2 separate regions of the Homo sapiens genome follow, and region 2 is linked to region 1. Evidence: chromatin loops called from intact Hi-C (ENCODE). Cell type or tissue: Panc1. All regions are shown on one strand.

Region 1 (5,000 bases):
AAAATACTTTGATCTTCTGAAATCTACAATATACCTGTGTAGTAATACTTTCATAGTAGTGCATTCAGTAATTGTTAAAAGAAATTCTTAGTCATTGATACTTGGTGTATTCACTTTTATTTCTAATTTCTAGTTATTTGTTTATTTGTTTTGTAGTTGTAATAGCACTTCTATATGAGAAGTGTAGGCTGGGCACGGTGGCTCATGCCTGTAATCCCAGCACGTTGGGAGGCTGAGGCAGAAGGATCACGAGGTCAGGAGATCGAGACCACGGTGAAACCCCATCTCTACTGAAAAAAAAAAATTCAAAAAATTAGCTGGATGTGGTGGCAGGTGCCTGTAGTCCTAGCTACTCGGGAGGCTGAGGCAGGAGAATGGCATGAACCTGGGAGGCTGAGCTTGCAGAGAGCTGAGATCATGCCACTGCACTCCAGTCTGGGTGACAGAGTGAGGCTCCACCTCAAAAAAAAAAAAAAAAAGAAGTGTACAGATATTCAATTATTTAACAACTTTGGATTCTTGTTGATTCATTTTGTTGGCTACTTTGAACATTAAGCATATTAATGTTCAATTTTTGAAACAATTTTAGATTCTTATTGATTCATTTTTTTTTGTTCAGAACCCTCATTCATAGAATAAAAAAGTTCAGGCTAACATCTCTTTCCTGCAGGTTACGAACATGCAAACATCACTGTCTTTGGAGGAACATTCTTGAACTAACCAGTTTGCAGTTAGGTGGCATAGATTTAGGTCAGTCCCAGAAGGGAAACTTTATGTATACTTGTATTTCATTATTTTAATGGCATAAAATATACTCGGTATATGGCTAAAAGCACAACAATGTTATATGCTGGAGGAGAATGGTAATAGTAAAAGAAGAGATATTCATAAATATTCTAGGAGTAAAAGCAAGAGAAAGGAAAGATAGGTTTTCAATCCAAATAAACTACCATTACAAGTTATTAAGAGGACTGAATAATGCTTGAAGAATTATTCACCGTGATGTACAAACATCATGGTGTGGATTAATGATAATATAATAGTTGCTTTCACAGAAATCTGTTCTTTTGTGAGCTTGATATATGAAATAATCATTTATTTTAGACATTTGTGAATGTTATTTAACCAATATTCCATTGAAAACCTATAAGACTAAATGTTTATGGAATATAAATTTAAAGGTGCCCAAAAGTGTTTCACACAATATAGTTTCTAAATAAATGATAAAATATTTTTTCATTCTGAAATAAGAAATCATTGATTAATATAATTTTTGAATTTTTCTCTTCCATAGTTTTTTGTTTAAATATTTTAAAATATTAAATATTAACAATGTTAAAAAGAATCTCTTGCATATTTAGATCTACAAAAAGAAAAATGGCAGTAATAATTAATATGTAAATCAATAAAACAGATTTTGCTTTGCATTTTCTCATTTCTGGAAATGATAATTGACTGTTTAAAGCAAATATAATAACAATGTATTATAGATTTTATAATATAGTGGAAGAGGGAGGAAGAAATGGAAGGATACTCTTGTAAGGCACTAGGTTATATATTACAAGGCATTATATCGTTCCTAACTCAATATGATTTCAGATCAGAATCTTAAAAAGGAAGGATTATAGTCTCTAGGTATCGTCTATGATCAAAAGATGAAGTTATTTATTTATATCTTATTCAAAGGCTGCAAGCAAAAAGAAGACAAGCCCATTCACCCAAATACAGTACCATCATAGTCAAAATTTTATAGTTGAAGTGAAGGAGTGTGTGTTTGTATGTGTTTGTATTTTTAGGTTGTTAATTTAAAACATTTATATCCATACACATTTACATAAAATTACTTGGTTCTTATTTTATAAAATCCTCATTAACTTCATTTTTGCCATATTTTCTTTGTCTTCTTCCCCTGCATGCTCTCTCCCATGATCATATAGAAAAATATAGGATATTTAGGTGTTCTGTTGTTTTCCTAGGGTTGGGTGCTTAAAACTACAGTAATTCATTCCTTCCCTGTTCTGGAGGTACAAAGTTCCAAATCCAGGATTGTTCTCGTACAGAGGTTCTGAAGGAGTATTTGTCTCATGTCATCCTGCTGCCTTCTGGTGGTTTCCAGGAGTCCTTCATGTTTCTTGACTTGCAGATTCACCACATCAATCTCTGTCTCTGTCTTCAGATGGCATTTTCCTCTGTGTGTGTCTGTGTTTCTTCTCTTCTTATAAGGATATTGGTCATATTAGATTTAGGGACCGTCTTAATCTAATATGACCTTTCCTACCTCTGTGAAGACCTGATTTACAAATAATGTCACATGCATAGGTTTTGTGGGTTATGGCTTCTATATATTTTCATGAGGGGCACAATTAAACCTCTAAGAGCTGTTTACAGAACATACGTGTACATGCATACACATGTAGTTTCTGCATCTTTCTTTCTTCACAGAATACCTCATGGGAATTCCTTACAGCCAATTGTTATGGCTCTACCACATTTATTAATGCCTGTATAACATTCCATGGTATAGGTGCTTGATAATTTATTCACTGCTTGCCAGTGAAGGTCATTCACTGTTTTTTAGATTTCATCACTACAAACTAAGGTGCCCTAAGTACCTTAGTACCTTTCCCAGTCAGTTCTTTGTATCTATGTAATAGATTCCAAGGTGTGGAATCAAAAGGTATATGTGTTTTAAAATTTCCTAGGTGTTACCAGATTAATTTCCAAAAAGTTACAACAATTTGTCTTTTCCCCAACAGTAAACAGGCATAGTCCTTTTCTTGCATTTCTGCCAGAATAGGTATTGAAGCTTTTATTTAATCTTTCAGCACAATGAGTATGGAGTGATATCTTACTCCTATGATTTACTGTTCCTCACTAGTGGGTTTGACCATATTTTTATGCTTCTTTGGCCACTTGGACTTGTTTTATATTGTGATGGATGCCTTTTTCCTATCAATTCATGTGAATCTGTTGGATAGTAAATATATTTAACCTTCATTAGCATATATGTTATACATTGTTTTTCTGCCAACTTATTTAAATTTAAATTTTATTTATATCTAATTTTTTTCTGCAAATTTATCAGCTGTGAATTGATTTGCTACACAATTTCATATTTTTTTATAGTCAAGTACAAACTATTTTTTCTTTTACAGGTCCAGGGTTGACGATTTTGGTTGAGAAAGTTAAACATTCATTTAGAGCAAGCAATTGTTGTGGCTACTGTGACCTGTCTCCCAGGATCCCTGCTCTGCTCCCTTTTGGTAGTAATAGGGCCTTTGGGTCTTTGCTATCCCAGTGGCTGTTCAAGCAAGAGAGCACTTGGCAACCTCCCTTGTAGTCTGGTTTATCCATGGTACTTAACTCTGCAACCTGGGAGGTGAGCAGAATGAAGTCATACCTTTTTTAAAGGGCACATGGCCTCCTCTTACATTTCCCCTTCCACACTGGCTGAAATGTTCGTGAGCTACTTTGAACCATGAGAATTAGGACAGTACCCAAGGACTGCAGAGTAGTTCGATGGAAAGAGGCTCAGTTCCTATTCTCTACATCATGGAGCCACCACATAAGCCCGAGGCTCCTTTCCCAGAATCAACCCCTAGGAGCAAAATAAACTGTCTTGCTTAAGCCATTTTCATTTGGAGACCCAGTTAGAGTAGCCACAATTATACCCTAAATAATATAGAAACCAAAGAATCTCATGTGTTCTAAATTTGGAAATAGTGTTAACCATCTGGCAAAAGATCTTTGACCAGAATAGCATTATTCAGGAATCTATTCACACTAAAAGATTGATTTGCCTATATAATTCTGTCTGTTTAAAAAAATAAAATATTTTTTCCATTATTTTTCCAGCATACTATTGAATGATTCATTAATATCTCTGTATTTATTCAGGCACCTAGTAATTATTTTTCTGAAGCAGTGCTAACAGAAAGCCAAAGAAGTTCAAATAATAACTTTGTAAATATGAATTATAGGCTCAAAACTGAGTATGACATTTTCAATGGTGGGTGTGATAATTCTTGAGGCAGCAGGAATGACTGGGTGCTTAACACCTGTTTGCTTTATTTAATAACAATGTGTACTGTACCTCAGCAGGAACAGCAGCTCTCCCCCGCAGACTCTCAGCAAACATAGCTTCATGCATGCTGAAAGCATCGTTTGATCTAAAAAGTATTTTCATTCTCTTAAAGAGTGATTCTTATCAATGTCAATCCTCTTTTGGCATTGAAATATTAAATAAAAGTTATTTGGCATGGTCAATATATATTTTTTTCATGAACATGTCCTTCTAGTCCTATTCCCTAAGTGTTGGCCTTTCCCAGGTTACACTTTCAGTCAGTTTCTTACCTCCCTCTACATTTTCATTTATGATAATTGTCCTTTTTCACTCTGTGATCCAGATCTGGACTTGTTTCTCCCCTAAACGAGAGGAAACACTTTCCCCATTCTTCTCACATTACAATATCAGCCTGTAAAGAAAAGCATTCTATCACTACCTCACCTTTCTCAGAAGTGCTGAAGAACAACCTTTCACTCTTACTTACTTAGGGAAAGTAAACTGGCCAGTTCATGACCCCCATCCCAGGCAAGACTGGATCAACATCTGTTGCTTTCTCTGGAGCTGCTCCTTTTGTGTTCAGGTTGGAAGGACCATTGACTTGTCTCATTCTCTATGACCCATTGAGTCAAGGCTGAGAGCCTGGCTTTCCAAGGCAGGCAGTGGGGCCACGTGTTGATGCTCCCTATCTGTTTGCAGTTGGGTTTGTTCACCAGATGGTGACCCTTTGTGGGGAGTGACTGGTGGAGTGTTTGAGAAGGAGGCATGTCCCAATGTCTAGAATTGTTGGAGAGGTAATAGAAAGCCCCAATTTAATGTCAGATCAAAGCCTCACTTTTTTCCCCTTTTTAAAATCACTGTTTCTTTACTTAATTAATATTTACTAGATACTAGTAAGAAAATAGTGAACATACAGATTAGTTACTTACCCTTATGG
Region 2 (5,000 bases), 110 kb before region 1:
AAGTAGGAGAGTGTTATAATTTTTTGGCCACTTCAACTCCAATTGAACACTTCCAGTAGCTACAAACTATTAGAAAACACTCATAGCCTCCTGCTTCTCCATTGTCTTGATTTTAATTTTTTCCCTTACTTGTATTTTATTTCTGAGTGGCTAATGGATCTTAGTCTAAGAACTGGAGGTGGAGGAGGAAAGGAGACTTGTCATTACGGTTTTTATGAAAGCATGGCTTTGTGAAGTTGTGTTGTCATTTCTTCAGGCTCTTAGAAACTGGGTACAAACAGCTATCAAAAGAATTCCTCATATTTTCAAAAGTAGCAGGCATGCTTCATCTTTGGAATGAGACCTAGGAGTCTTGAATAAGAAAAAAATCATCTTTCAATTTGAATCAGAAATAGGATGGGTGCCATAAGCTGAGAGAGCCCAGAGTTCTTATGAGAGAATTGTAGGCAATGAGATCATAAAGGCAGATGTAGCTCTAAGTTCCATATGTTTCCATTACAGATGAAGTTATGTAGACTTAATACTCTTGACAATGGAAGCCATTGACATTTCTAGGCAGATAAATGACATGAGGAAAGCAGTTTCACTAGGAAGAAAACTAGGGTAGTAATAGTCATTTCCCCCCCCCATTCTGTTCTTCCTACTACTCTTCCCAGTATTATTCCTCTGTTGACTCTTTGCATTCTTTGGAGCATACAACTGAAAGATATCATGGTGGCAAATGCTATCGTGGCTTGTGAACTGGGATGATATCATATGGAAGAGGCGTAGGGACAAGCCTGAAATAATTTTCAGCAAAAACTTTTTGGTGGCACTTTACTATTCTATTTCTGAGCCTAAGCTGGTCCCTATCTATAGATGAGAATAATGCCATGACCCACAGGCAATATCCCTTGAAAGCTTGGTGCTGAGAGAGCCTGAGAGGGGAGAGCCATTTTCTGGGTAATAACTTCGATCACCTTCAGGCTTACAGTGTGTGTTTGTCACAACTATAGAAGCCTCGTGAGTATTGATTTAGAGAAGATATTTTTAAGCTAGCTGGCATCCTCAATGCTAAAAACCTTAATCAGCATTTAATAAAAAATTCTTTCCAGTTATTTTGACTTGAGCAAATGACATCATATTATCTTAATGAGAAGTAAGTTAACAGCAAATTTTGGAAATTACATTTTGAGACTTTTAGTTGAGACACCAATGGAATCCCTGGGTAGGTTCCTTCTACATACATGTCTCTTTTAGACAACAGGTAGATAGATGGGCCATGCCACCTCATTTTTAGGTGCTCCAAAGGGAAAGGTGTCTTTTTTGGCAATGGGTAAACAGCATGAGAAGCAGGAGAGAAGCCATAAAAGAGAGCAAGATGGAAAATATAAAAGCAGCAAGGAAGGGGGCTATCTTTTGAACTCTTGGCTTGGTAGGTCACGAACTGGAAGTAAACGGCTTGCTCCTATGCTGATTTTGGGTTTCTCATAAGGGACGTTCATTTTTTTTTCTGCCTTTTCATACTGACCTCATACATATTTGGACAAATTTGGTTAAAAGGCAAAATGATCAATCTCTTTTGAGGAAGTCCAATTATGAGAGAAGTCTAGTCAATTTATGGGCAAAATTACAAGTGTTATTTTGATTACTTGGGGAGTAAGTGTTGGTTTGGATTTTGGAGGAAAAGGGTCAGGCTTTAGGTCAATGTGACTCAGACTTGGAGTCACAGATTAAAAGGAGATTTTATTTAGATGGTCTGGTCAGAGAGACACAAACTCCAATACCTGTGGCTGCTGCCGAGGAGAGAATGGAAATCAGTACTTCCTCATTTTGATAGAATCAAGTATGGCAAATATTTTTTTCTGCTCTATGAAAAGTTTTATTACCAGTGAGATGAAAAATGGCAACCGGCACTTTGCTTCTGTGTGGAGATCACAATTGGGATTAGGTTGAACTGGAAAGGCAAGCCCACTTGAAAAGGGCAGAGAAATCTCTGCTGCAGTTCATTGTTGCTATGTTTCTTTCTCTCTCTCTTTTTTTTTTTTTTTAGAGAAGCCAAAATTCAGGCTCTGTCAGCCTTACCTTTTCTCCCCACCCCCAGCTCTCACCTTTCTCTTCTCTCTTACTATGTAATCTCCTGATTTGTTTTTTCCACCTTGGTTCAAAAATCTTAAATATAGTTTTTTTGTTTTTTTTTTGAGACAGAGTCTCACTGTCACTCAGGCTGGAGTGCAGTGGCATGATCTCAGCTCATTGCAACCTCCGTCTCCTGGGTTCAAGCGATTCTGCTGCCTCAGCCTCCAGAGTAGCTGGATTACAGGCACCTGCCATCATGCCCAGATAATTTTTGTACTTTTTGTAAAGATGGGGTTTCACTATGTTGGTGAGGCTGGTCTCGAACTCCCGGCCTCAGGTGATCTGCCCCCCTCGGCCTCCCAAAGTGCTGGGATTATAGGCATGAGCCACCACAGCCAACCAAATATGCTGCATTTTATACAAAACACAACTGTGGGTGTGATATGTTCCACAGTTTGGACCCACTGGTCTGTTCTAACCTGAGGCCAAGATAAGTGACATGACTTGCCCAGAGCTAGCAAAATAACTGGCTCCAGAACAGAATTATTGGAATTGCCAGCATGTTTCTCCTTTTATAATGTACTTAGGCTCATTTTGGGAAATGCATTCTAGTGAAGAAAAAACATATTTTACAGGTACTTCCCCAGTTCAATTCAAAGTTATAAAACTAAAAATGTTTTTTAGCTGTTTAAACAATTATAATTTAAGTCTGTTCTTGAGTATTAGTATGTTTTCCTTGCCTATGAGCTTCCTTTTCTTTTGCTGGATAAACCACATGTTTACTGAGAAGTGGCTCTCCCTCATTTATCTGTGGTCAAGCCCATATATACTATTAAAAACCAATATTTTATAATGAAATTAAACTTGAAATTGTATTAATGCTAATATAAATGATTAAGATAATATACTTAGTGAAAGATATCAATACCTTTTTTATAATTGAATTTTATCTTGTAATACTGCTTGTTCCTTCAGGGAATATCTCTTTAGAAGGCCTTCTATTTACAGAATTCTTGCTCATTTAAAAACACATAAATTAACTCAGGAATCTGCTCAGAGGATTTTTTCTTTATAACAAACAATTAGCTTAATCAATTAATAGCTGCAACTGTAGTTGTAGTCATTACTAGGTTGAATTACTGAGAAATAAGTTCTGTCTTCTTTATTGGAAAATAATATGTCACATTTTTTTCTATAGTCATTTTTAATCTCCAAGGCCAAATACTTTATAATCATAAAATAGTCAAAAGTCAAATCAAGAATCATATATTGCTTTTTAAAGATTATACCATGGTTCTGTATGTGGACACAAACATAGTTTTTAAAATATATTTTAGTGTGAATCAATTTTCTTCTGAAAAGCCTCTTACGATGTGATATATAAGTATGTTGCATCACATGTCACTTATGCTTATTTTAGATATTCTTCACAACTTTATACAAATTTCAATGGAACAAAACTTTTAGCCAATTTCAGACACACAAGAATTAAGTTACAAATCAAGTCTTTTTCATGCAATATTATGATTTTTTTCTGTCATTTTATTTTCTTGTAGTTTTACCCGTAATAATTTACTTATTACACCTGTATGTATGCTCTGTATACATGCATAAAGAAGAAATACCATGTCACTCACACCTCGATAGATGGTGTGCTGTTGGATGGGTAGGTTTTCATTGTATGTCTGGTTATAGTCTTTCAGCAGAGAACATGTGCTAAATCATATACATTTCCAATTTGCTCTTTGCATTTGCTCCTAAGAGATACAAAGTTAACATTCTATTCTGATTTTGTATTAGTTGTCATCTTGTAATATGCAAATGTGATGTATTTTCTAGATTTTGAAATTTCATTCTCTAAAATTTCGCTGCAGCAAGAGTTTGTAAAATGATGGTTTCATGCAATTAGCATCTTATTTCATGGAGGGAAGAAAACCATTCCTGGCCTTTTTCACGGGTGAAGACTTTCTCCCTGGCTTTTTCTCCTAATGCAATTCAGTGTATCAGCTAACACTTTCATGTAACTCAAGAGACACTAACATACTTGTGAATATACTTACAGAAGCATAAATATGTATGTAAGGATTACTGTACTATATTTGTCTGCTACCATGAAACTGAGGAAAACAGGGTTTACTGAAATGATCTGCAGTGTGGCTGATGAAATAAAATTTTAAAAATTTACCTTTAGAGGGACTTCTTTTGATGCTGTACCCATAGTGGGCAATGTATTTTCAGTACACAAGTATATGGAGGTTCTACCAGTGAGTAAGCTATTTGGAGGTGAGATAAGATGGAGCAGACATAGTGATTACACAGTGCCTTGCCCACTGTGTGGAAACACTGTGGTTATTGTGCCTAGGATCTTGATAATAATGAAGACGAAGACAATGGTAGTGATGACAACAATGACAAATAGAAAGGTCAAATTTTCATTTATCCATCAAAGTTTTGATTAACAGTTTATAAGTCCTCTTATCTTCCAGCAGCAAACTTAACAGCCTTTGTTTGATCAAGTGCACTTCCCATGTCATGGGCTATATGAAGGGAAGTAATTGTGCTTGTGTGTATGTGTTTCTAATAAGAACTACTTTACTCATAATTAGCTGTGAAGCAATCTGCTATAATACTGAGTGCAGTTTTTATTTAGCATGTGATATATTTAGTCTTGAATTGCAATTCTAATTCTGTCTTCTATTAGGCATGTGATGCTATACGTGTAACTTAATCTCTTCAAGCTTCATTTTATTATCTGAAATATATCAATAGGGCATGCTTAAGAGTTATTAAGCTTTAAGGGAATTGAGATATGTCCAGGGCTCATAGAGTGCCTGGAACATGGTTATGTGCAATAAATCATGGTTGTTGGTATTATTACATTGTTGATACTGCTATGTTTATTTTATAGATTGTGACAATCCTTCTCTCCAAAGTCACAAGAT

Evidence for each region. A loop is a pair of places that touch in the nucleus more often than their neighbours do. Peaks named below come from ENCODE experiments on the same cell type or tissue, not always from the same donor. Only the 100,000 strongest peaks of a DNase experiment are listed, where the experiment ranks them.
Region 2: it touches region 1 in a loop (2.2-fold over the local background); 17 of 110 quality-filtered maps call a loop at or near these places.

What each region holds. Positions count from the first base shown.
Region 1 is chr2:225,795,482-225,800,481 of GRCh38, forward strand. The region is part of intron 2 of LOC105373914 (a long non-coding RNA gene); the gene reads right to left. The region is part of intron 1 of LOC107985992 (a long non-coding RNA gene); the gene reads left to right. Among named protein-coding and RNA genes, the nearest start is that of NYAP2, 400 kb to the left of the region's middle. In Panc1, a CTCF peak has its summit at 2,114 (motif pointing left); no DNase peak of the experiment used is centred here.
Region 2 is chr2:225,682,392-225,687,391 of GRCh38, forward strand. The region is part of intron 7 of NYAP2 (neuronal tyrosine-phosphorylated phosphoinositide-3-kinase adaptor 2); the gene reads left to right. The region is part of intron 5 of LOC105373914 (a long non-coding RNA gene); the gene reads right to left. Among named protein-coding and RNA genes, the nearest start is that of NYAP2, 290 kb to the left of the region's middle. In Panc1, no CTCF peak of the experiment used is centred here; no DNase peak of the experiment used is centred here; H3K27ac peaks cover 240 bases.